Regions from separate parts of the Homo sapiens genome. Here region 1 is linked to region 2. A link is a contact called in ENCODE Hi-C or POLR2A ChIA-PET data. All regions are on one chromosome and are shown on one strand. Each heading gives the region's core, a stretch centred on a gene start or an enhancer-like site at or near the end of the contact. The rest is flanking DNA. Distances are from core to core; before and after follow the strand shown.

Region 1 (4,102 bases), core at 182-2,681, 35 kb after region 2:
CGACAGAGCGAGACTCCGTCTCAAAAAAAAAAAAAAAAAAAAGCTGTTTGGATATGCTGAGAATGAGCAGGACTTGTACAGTGGGCTTCTTTGTAGGCTGTTTGATTGTGGGATTCCCAACGTCAGTGTCTGTAGGCCTTTTTTCTGAAGCTGTTGAATTACTCCAGAGAAAAATTCTTGTTTTTGTTTTGTTTTGTTTTGTTTTGTTTTTGAGATGGTGTCTCGTTCTGTCGTCCAGGCTAGAGTGCAGTGGCACAATCTCGGGTCACTGCAATCTCCACCTCCCAGGTTCAAGCAATTCTCCTGCCTCAGCCTCCTGAGTATCTGGGACTACAGGCATGTGCCACCAGGCCCATCTAATTTTTGTATTTTTAGTAGAGACGGGGTTTCACCATGTTGGCCAGGCTGGTCTGGAATTCCTGGCCTCAAGTGATCTGCCTGCCTTGGCCTCCCAAAGTGCTGGGATTACAGGTGTGAGCCACCTCACCTGGCCAGAGAAAAATTTTAAAATCACATATCTGTCAGTGGGAGGTGGGTAATGGCTGCCAATGTTCTCTGAGCTGGGTGGGTTTAGTGGGTCAGGAGTATACCTATACAGATTCCAGTCCTTGAGCCTTTTAATAAACTGGCTTATAACCACTGGGGTTTCAGCCACTGTGTTTTGGTAAGTCAGTTACCTCTCTTCCACCTGCTTTCATCAGCCAAACATTTGTTGACATTTCTCTTTCACCTTTATTTCCTTCCCCATTTTCAGCCACCTGAGTAGCTGGTACTGACTACAGGCACGTGCCCTTGCGTCCGGCTAATTTTTGTATTTTTTGTAGAGATGGGGTTTTGCCATGTTGCCAGGCTAGTCTTGAACTCCTGGACTCAAGCAATCCGCCTGCCTACGGCCTCCCAAAGTGCTGGGATTGGGAACCACTGTGTCTGGCCCTTTACTTTCATTTTAGTGGGTTTTGGGGAGGAAACAGAGAAAAATACATGTGTTCAATCTACCACATTACCTAAAATATCCGTAAGTGATTTAGGGGGCAGGTACTGTCTTCTAGACTATAGACATTTTCTCTGCTCCGTTTTTATTTTTTAATTTTTTTAGAGATAGGGTCTTGCTATGTTGCCCAGGCTGGTCTTGAACTCTTGGGTTCAAGAGACCCTCTCAAGCTTTCCTAGTACTGGGATTACAGGCGTGAGCCACTGTGCCAGGTACTCTGCTCCATTTTTGAAAGCAACAAAATATTTAATTAGATCTGTGGCTTTTTATCCTCCCACTTCCCCTGTTCAACAGACAGTCATCATTGGCAGGGTTGTGTCTGTCGACTGCGATACTGACTGTGATATTGGCTCTCTAACCCTGGGACAGATAGGACAGTCCTCCGGGAAACAGAACAGCTTGTCCGTGTACTCAGGAAGCTCATGTGGGATACACGGTGGCCACACTCCTACTGGAAAGCTTTTCTGTTGCGACACCCTCTGCTCAGCATGATAGAAAAGGAGAAAAAGCTTTTATTTCCCAATAGGCTCTCTCTTATCCCGAGAACCTTATCTGGGAAAAAGGTAGCAGAGAAACGTGAAAGCAAGTTTCATCAGGAATGAGGAAATTGCCACTCATTTTGCTAATTTTGACCTATGAAACCCAAAGAGAAAACGTGTGTGGGATTTTGTTTTCATGTCTTGTGTTTTTCTTACTTTCCCCCTCTCTTCCTCCCTGTCTTCCCTCCTTTCCTTCTTCCTTTCTTTCTACTCACCAGGCATGTTGTATTTAAGCTATTTTGGTTCAGACTAAGGGAAATGAATCAAGGCTTTCGGAACAAATTAAAGAAGTACACAAATGCTCAGGATGAAGCCTTCATGTCCAATAGAAACGAAGGCCTGCTCTGCTCAAAATAACTCGTTCTTGCACCCTCATCCCTTTTGCTGTGTTTGCAGCTTGGAAACCCTACCAGACACCGAGGCCTTCTTAGGAAAAATATTTGTTTAAATCTTTCGCTTTCTCTGTGGTCTTTAAAAGCCACTAAGCCACTCTGGTTTCTAGTCCAGGAATCAGCTTTTCTGGGCGTATCATATTGCCCAGCTGTGACCCTTCCAGGCACGTGAACTCTGCAGAATTCTAGCAGAGATCTGAAGATTTTTTTCTTTTCTTTCTTTCTTTCTTTCCTTTTTTTTTTTTTTTTTTAAGACAGAGTCTTGCTCTGTCACTCAGGTTGGAGTGCAGTGGTGTGATCTTGGCTCACTGCAGCCTCCACCTCCCGGGTTCAAGCCATTCTCGTGGATCAGCCTCCCAAGTAGCTGGGATTACAGGCATGTGCCACCACACTGGCTAATTTTTGAATTTTTGTAGAGACAGTGCTTCACCATGTTGGCTAGGCTGGTCTTGAACTGCTGGCCTCAAGTGATCTGCCCACCTCAGCCTCCCAAAGTGCTGGGATTACAGGGGTAATCCCACTGTGCCTGGCCAAGGTTTTTGTACATGAGAAATTGGTGGCGAGTCCCATGAGGAAGTGCGGCGTACACACAGGCAGATTTCCTTCACCATTAGTTCCTGTGTCAATCAGGGAACCCGCAATGAGACCATGTATTATGTACAGCATTGTACAGGGATTTTGTGGAAAATGTGAGAATAGACACAATCCATACACAATTCCTGACTCCTGTCCTCATGTAGCATCCAGTGTAGTTGTAAGGCATGTGAAAAAATTAGCAAATACTTTAAGACAGCACAAAATTGACACTACCTCTAATGCTGTGGCAGCTCAGAGGAGATGGCGACCCATAAATGATGAAAATCAGTGCAGGAAATGAGACATGAGAGACAAATGGAGGGAAAATGCAAAGGAGAAAGGCAGGAACGAGCTCTGGATGATTGGGTGGGAATGAACTCATTACTCAGGGTTAGACTGCAAGGGAAAGAGAAAAGGAGCAGTGAGGAGAGAGCGATTCATTTGATGGGAGAGTTAGGAGAAGGAAACTTCTAGGTAAATATTATTGGAATTGGCCTACAGAGAACAGCCCTGTTATATTTTTTTGGTTGTTATTTTTAGTTTAACAACAAGTGTCCGCTTTTATCTATAATTTTCTTTTTCTTTCTTTTTTTGTAGAGATGGGGGTCTTGCTATGTTCCCTAGGCTGGTCTCGAACTCCTGGCCTCAAGTGATCCTCTTGCTTTGGCCTCCCAAAGTGTTGGGATTACAGGCATGAACTACCACGCACAGCTTACGGTTTTCCCAGTTGATTGGTTTGCTAATCTTTGAGATTAATCCAGAGGCAAGCAGAGATCTATTTCACCCCTACCCCACAAAACCCCTCTTAAATATCCAAGATTTTTGGTGGGCTGTGGTGTCACAGGTGAGTGAATTGAAATCATTAGGTAGTTGGATGTATTTCATTCAGCATGCAGGACTATCTGGCAGCAGAGACTAGAAGGGCCAAATCCTACTTCTCTGGATTTTGCCTCTGCAATAATCTAACAACCATCTGCTTACATCACTTTTTAGAATAACCAGTCATTTAATGTCGTTCATTCATTTAATAAATACTTATTGAACACTTGCTATATGTCAGTCACCATCTGCAGCGCTGGGCATACAGCAGTGAACAAAACGGATATTCTCCTTATTTTGTCCTTCTCAGAAATGCGTACATATCCCTGAGGGTCTTGGGCAGTGAGACAGAAACATATAGCATTCTAAAATAATTATGTAATCAATATTTTCTTGGAGTGTCAGTTTACTAAATAAGTAATTGAAAACACTGCCCTGTATTTAAATATATACATATGGAGTGGAATACAAAATTTAAATGCATTTCTTTTTTGAGACAGGGTCTGGCTCTGTCACCCAGGCTGGAGTGCAGTGGTGAGATCCCGGTTCACTGCAACATTTGCCTCCTAAGCTCAAGTGATCCTCCCACCTTAGCCTCCTGAGTAGCTGGGACAATAGGTGTGCACTACCATGCCTAGCTAATTTTCTGTATTTTTAGCAGAGACAGGGTTTCACCATGTTGCCTAGATGGGTCTTGAACTCCTGAGCTCAGGCAATCCGCCTGCCTCGGCCTCCTACAGTGCTGAGATTAAGAGCAAGAGCCACCACACCTGGCCTTATATGCA
Region 2 (4,517 bases), core at 710-3,209:
CTCCTGAGTAGCTGGGATTACAGATGCATGCCACCATGACTCGCTCATTTTTGTATTTTTAGTAGAGCTGGGGTTTCTCCATGTTGGCCAGGCTGGTCTTGAACTCCTGACCTCAGATGATCTGCCTGCCTCAGCCTCCCAAAGTGCTGGGATTACAGGTGTGAGCCACTGCGCCTGGCCCTAATTTTTTATTTTAGTAGAGATGGGGTTTCACCATTCTGGCCAGGCTGGTCTCAAAGTCCTGACCTCAGGTGATCCACCCTCCTCGGCTTCCCAAAGTGCTGGGATTACAGGTGTGAGCCACTGCGCCTGGCAAATCTCTTCTTTGGTTCAAGTGATTTATAATCAAGTGAGATTAACAAGGAAAGACTATTAAACAGAGAAAAAGAAATGATTTATTTGAAATAGTATCAAGGAGAGTGTCCCAGACAAGTTGGTGGCATTTGAGCTAGGCTTTGAGAGGCAAGGAGAAAAGGCCTGGAGGGAGCATTCCAGCTACACAGAAGGGCACTAAAAAAGGCATGCAAGCATATGGGCATCTCCCAGGCACATTTCAGCTGCAGCTGTTCCAAATTGTTTCACTCAAGCCCTCAACCCTGCCTTTGATCACGTGTTGCTCCACAGCTCTTCAGAGCCTTTCCTGAGAAGGTTCTCTCAATCAGATAAAACCTATGAACTCTGACCCAGAAAAAACTCACATATTATTTTGCAGATAATTCCATGGGGTTCCTAGCACTCAAGGGAAAGCCCTCTGCTTTAGGCACAGATGGGGAAGAGCTAGGATCACAGCCCTTCTCCTGGATGTGGTACTTGTTTGTTCTAAATATTTGTGGGGGCCAGATGCGTGGTGGTTCACGCCTGTAATCCAAGCACTTTGGGAGACCAAGGCTGGTGGTTTGCTTGAGCCCAGGAGGTTGAGGCTATAGTGAGCCAAGACTGCGCCACTGTACTCCAGCCTGGGTGACAGAGTGAGACCCTGTCTCAACAAATAAAATTTAAAAAAAGAAAAAAATGTAACTGGGTGCGGTGGCTCACAACTGTAATCCCAGCATTTTGGGACGCCAAGGCAAGCAGATCACTTGAAGTCAGGAGTTTGAGACCAGCCTGGCCAACATGGTGAAACCCTGTCTCTACTAAAAAATACAAAAATTAGACAGGTGGCCTGACGTGGTGGCTCACGCCTATAATCCCAGTCCTTTGGGAGGCCGAGGTGGGCAGATCACCTGAGGTTGGGAGTTCAAGACCAGCCTGACCAACATGGTGAAACCCCGTCTCTACTAAAAATACAAAATTAGCCGGGCGTGATGGCGCATGCCTATAATCCCAGCTACTCGGGAGGCTGAGGCAGGAGAATTGCTTGAACCCGGGAGGCGGAGGTTGCAATGAGCCAAGATCACGGCATTGCACTGCAGTCTGAGCAACAAGAGCGAAACTCCGTCTCAAAAAAAAAAAGAAAGAAAGAAAAAACTAGGTGTGGTGGTGTGCGCCTGTAAACCCAGCTACTCAGGAGGCTGAGGCAGCAGAATCACTTGAACCTGGGAGGCAGAGATTGCAGTGAGTGGAGATTATGCCACTGCACTCCAGCCTGGGCAACATAACAAGATTCTGTCTCAAAAAAATAAAATGAAATAAATAAATATTTGCGGCTCGGTGCAGTGGCTCATGCCTGTAATCCCAGTACTTTGGGATGCCGAGGCGGGTGGATCACGAGGTCAAGAGATCGAGACCATCCTGGCCAATATGGTGAAACCCTGTCTCTACTAAAAATACAAAAATTAGCTGGGTGTGGTGGCATATGCCTGTAGTCCCAGCTACTAAAGAGGCTGAGGCAGAAGAATCGCTGGAACCCAGGAGGCAGAGGTTCCAGTGAGCCAAGATCATGCCACTGCACTCCAGCCTAGGGACAGAGTGAGACTCTGCCTCAAAACAAGACAAAACAAAACAGAAAAATGTTTGTAGGGTGTTGTTGGCCCCACATCCTGTTGTACTCTGTAGGGTAGGTTTCGTTTTGTTTCTTTTTTTTTTTTCTTTGAGACGGAGTTTCACTCTTTTTGCCCAGGCTGGGGTGCAATGGCATGATCTTGGCTCACCACAACCTCCGCCTCCCGGGTTCAAGTGATTCTCCTGCCTCAGCCTCCTGAGTAGCTGGGATTACAGGCATGTGCCACCAGGCCCAGCTAATTTTGTATTTTTAGAAGAGATGGGGTTTCTCCACGTTGGTCAGGCTGGTCTCGAACTCCTGACTTCAGGTGATCTGCCCGCCTCGGCCTCCCAAAGTGCTGGGATTACAGGTGTGAGCCACCATGCCCAGCTGGAAGGGTAGGTTTCTTGGCAGGTGATAGAGCTGACTTAGTAATGCAAAATTGCTGGGATAGTTGGAAAAGAAGGAAATGCGTTCACAACAGGAAAAAACTGGAAGCTGTAGAGTTTGTCTCCATTCAAAGACTGAAAGTAAGGGGGCCTTACACCTGGAGATAAGGCAGGTAAGCTTGGAACACTTACTAGGTGCTCTGTTAATGTTTCTCTTTCTTTCTGATTTGTCCATATTTCCCCCAGATGCATAATCACCTACAATGAAGTCAGTTTGTACTTTCTAGGAGAATGAAGAGAGGCAAAACCTACAAGACAGTGAAGCACTGGGTAATTTTTAGGAACTTTGGGGTTTTGTGGGCTTTGACAGGTGGGTGACCTTTTTGGCCTGAGAGCTTTGGAATTTCTTTCTTGTTTATTTTATTTATTTATTTTTGAGATGGAGTTTCACTCTTGTTGCCCAGGCTGGAGTGCAGTGGCGTAATCTCCACTCATTGCAACCTCCGCCTCCTGGGTTCAAGCGATTCTCCTGTCTCAGCCTCTCAAGTAGCCGGGATTACAGGCATTCACCACCACACCAGCTAATTTTGTATTTTTAGTAGAGACGGGGTTTTACCATGTTGGTCAGGCTGGTCTCGAACTCCTGACCTCAGGTGATCCACCCGCCTTAGCTTCCCAAAGTGCTGGGATTCCAGGCGTGAGCCATGGCGCCCAGCTGCTTGTTTATTTTAGTATTTGGGTTAGCATCCAGAGATGCCTTCGTCTTGAAATATATATTTGAATTTGAAGAATCTTAGTAGCTGTGGTCCAAAGTAGAGTCAGGCTGCTTTGGACGCTAGAACAGTACAGCAAGCACTTTCAAACTGTTTTCAACAGACTCACATTAAGAAATACATTTTTCTCGCCCGGGGCTCATGCCTGTAATCCCAGCACTTTGGGAGGCCAAGGCAGGCAGATCACTTGAAGCCAGGAGTTCCAGACGAGCTTGGCCAACGTGGTGAAACCCCATCTCTACTAAAATTACAAAAATTAGCCGGGCATGGTGGCGCATGCCTGTAGTCCCAGCTACTCAGGTGGCTGAGGCAGGAGAATTGCTTGAGCCCAGGAGACGAAGTTTGCAGTGAGCCGAGATCATGCCACTGCACTTCAGTCAAAAAAAAAAGAAACACATTTTTCTTCATGACACAGCATACACATATATACTGAAACATAAGTTTCATGAGTATATGTGCAGTATGCTCTGATATTGTCTAGTCTATGTTAAAAGAAAACAAAATGACCAGGTGCAGTGGCTCATGCCTGTAATCCCAGCACTTTGGGAGGCCGAGGCGGGCGGATCACAAGGTCAGGAGATCAAGACCATCCTGGCTAACACGGTGAAACCCCGTCTCTACTAAAAATACAAAAAATTAGCCAAAATATTAGCTGGGTGTGGTGGCGGGCGCCCGTAGTTCCAGCTACTCGGGAGGCTGAGGCAGGAGAATGGCATGAACCCAGGAGGCGGAGCTTGCAGTGAGCCAAGATCGCACCACTGCACTCCAGCCTGGGCGACAGAGCGAGTCTCCATCTCAAAAAAAAAAAAAAAAAGAAAAAGAAAAAGAAACAAAACAAGGCTGGGCGCGGTGGCTCACACCTGTAATCTCAGCATTTTGGGAGACCAAGGCGGGCAGATCACCCGAGGTCGGGAGTTCGAGACCAGCTTGACCAACATGGAGAAACCCATCTTTATTGAAAATACAAAATTAGCTGGGCGTGGTGGTGCATGCCTGTAATCCCAGCTACTCGGGAGGCTTAGGCAGGAGAACCTGGGAGGCGGAGGTTGCAGTGATCCAAGATCACGCCATTGCACTCCAGCCTGGGCAACAAGAGTGAAACTCTGTCTCAAAGAAAAAAAAAAAAATTTCTTATCATTTAGGATCCACTAACTGGTTGTGATACAGATTTTGAAAAAACGCTAGGCTGGGCATGGTGGCTTACACCTCTAATCTCAGCACTTTGGGAGGCCAAGGTGGGTGGATCACGAGGTCAGGAGATTGAGACCAGCCTGGCCAACATTGCGAAACCCCCATCTCCACTAAAATACAAAAAAAAAAAAAAAATAGCTGGGCGTGGTGGCATGCACCTGTACTCCCAGGTACTCAGGAGGTGGAGGTTGCGGTGAGCCGAGATTGTGTCACTGCACTCCAACCTGGCAACAGAGCGAGACT

What was found. A loop is a pair of places that touch in the nucleus more often than their neighbours do. ChIA-PET counts read pairs that join two places held with the same protein, here RNA polymerase II (POLR2A). Pooled maps may share reads with other maps.
Region 1: POLR2A ChIA-PET joins it to region 2 with 12 read pairs in A549. The contact joins two enhancer-like sites. A Hi-C loop is called at or near these places in 2 of 168 maps with a recorded cell type or tissue (PC-3 and naive thymus-derived CD4-positive, alpha-beta T cell) and 4 of 50 pooled maps. POLR2A ChIA-PET finds 5 or more read pairs at or near these places in 6 of 52 experiments (A549, CD4-positive, alpha-beta T cell, HCT116 and 3 more).

The regions. Positions count from the first base shown.
Region 1 is chr11:123,121,105-123,125,206 of GRCh38, forward strand. The region is part of intron 1 of CLMP (CXADR like cell adhesion molecule); the gene reads right to left. Among named protein-coding and RNA genes, the nearest start is that of HSPA8, 61 kb to the left of the region's middle. Within about 2 kb of position 1,432, at least 14 of the 41 ENCODE cell types and tissues checked have a DNase peak (open chromatin) inside an H3K27ac peak, as active enhancers do.
Region 2 is chr11:123,085,897-123,090,413 of GRCh38, forward strand. All of the region lies in intron 2 of CLMP (CXADR like cell adhesion molecule), which reads right to left. Among named protein-coding and RNA genes, the nearest start is that of HSPA8, 26 kb to the left of the region's middle. Within about 2 kb of position 1,960, at least 3 of the 41 ENCODE cell types and tissues checked have a DNase peak (open chromatin) inside an H3K27ac peak, as active enhancers do.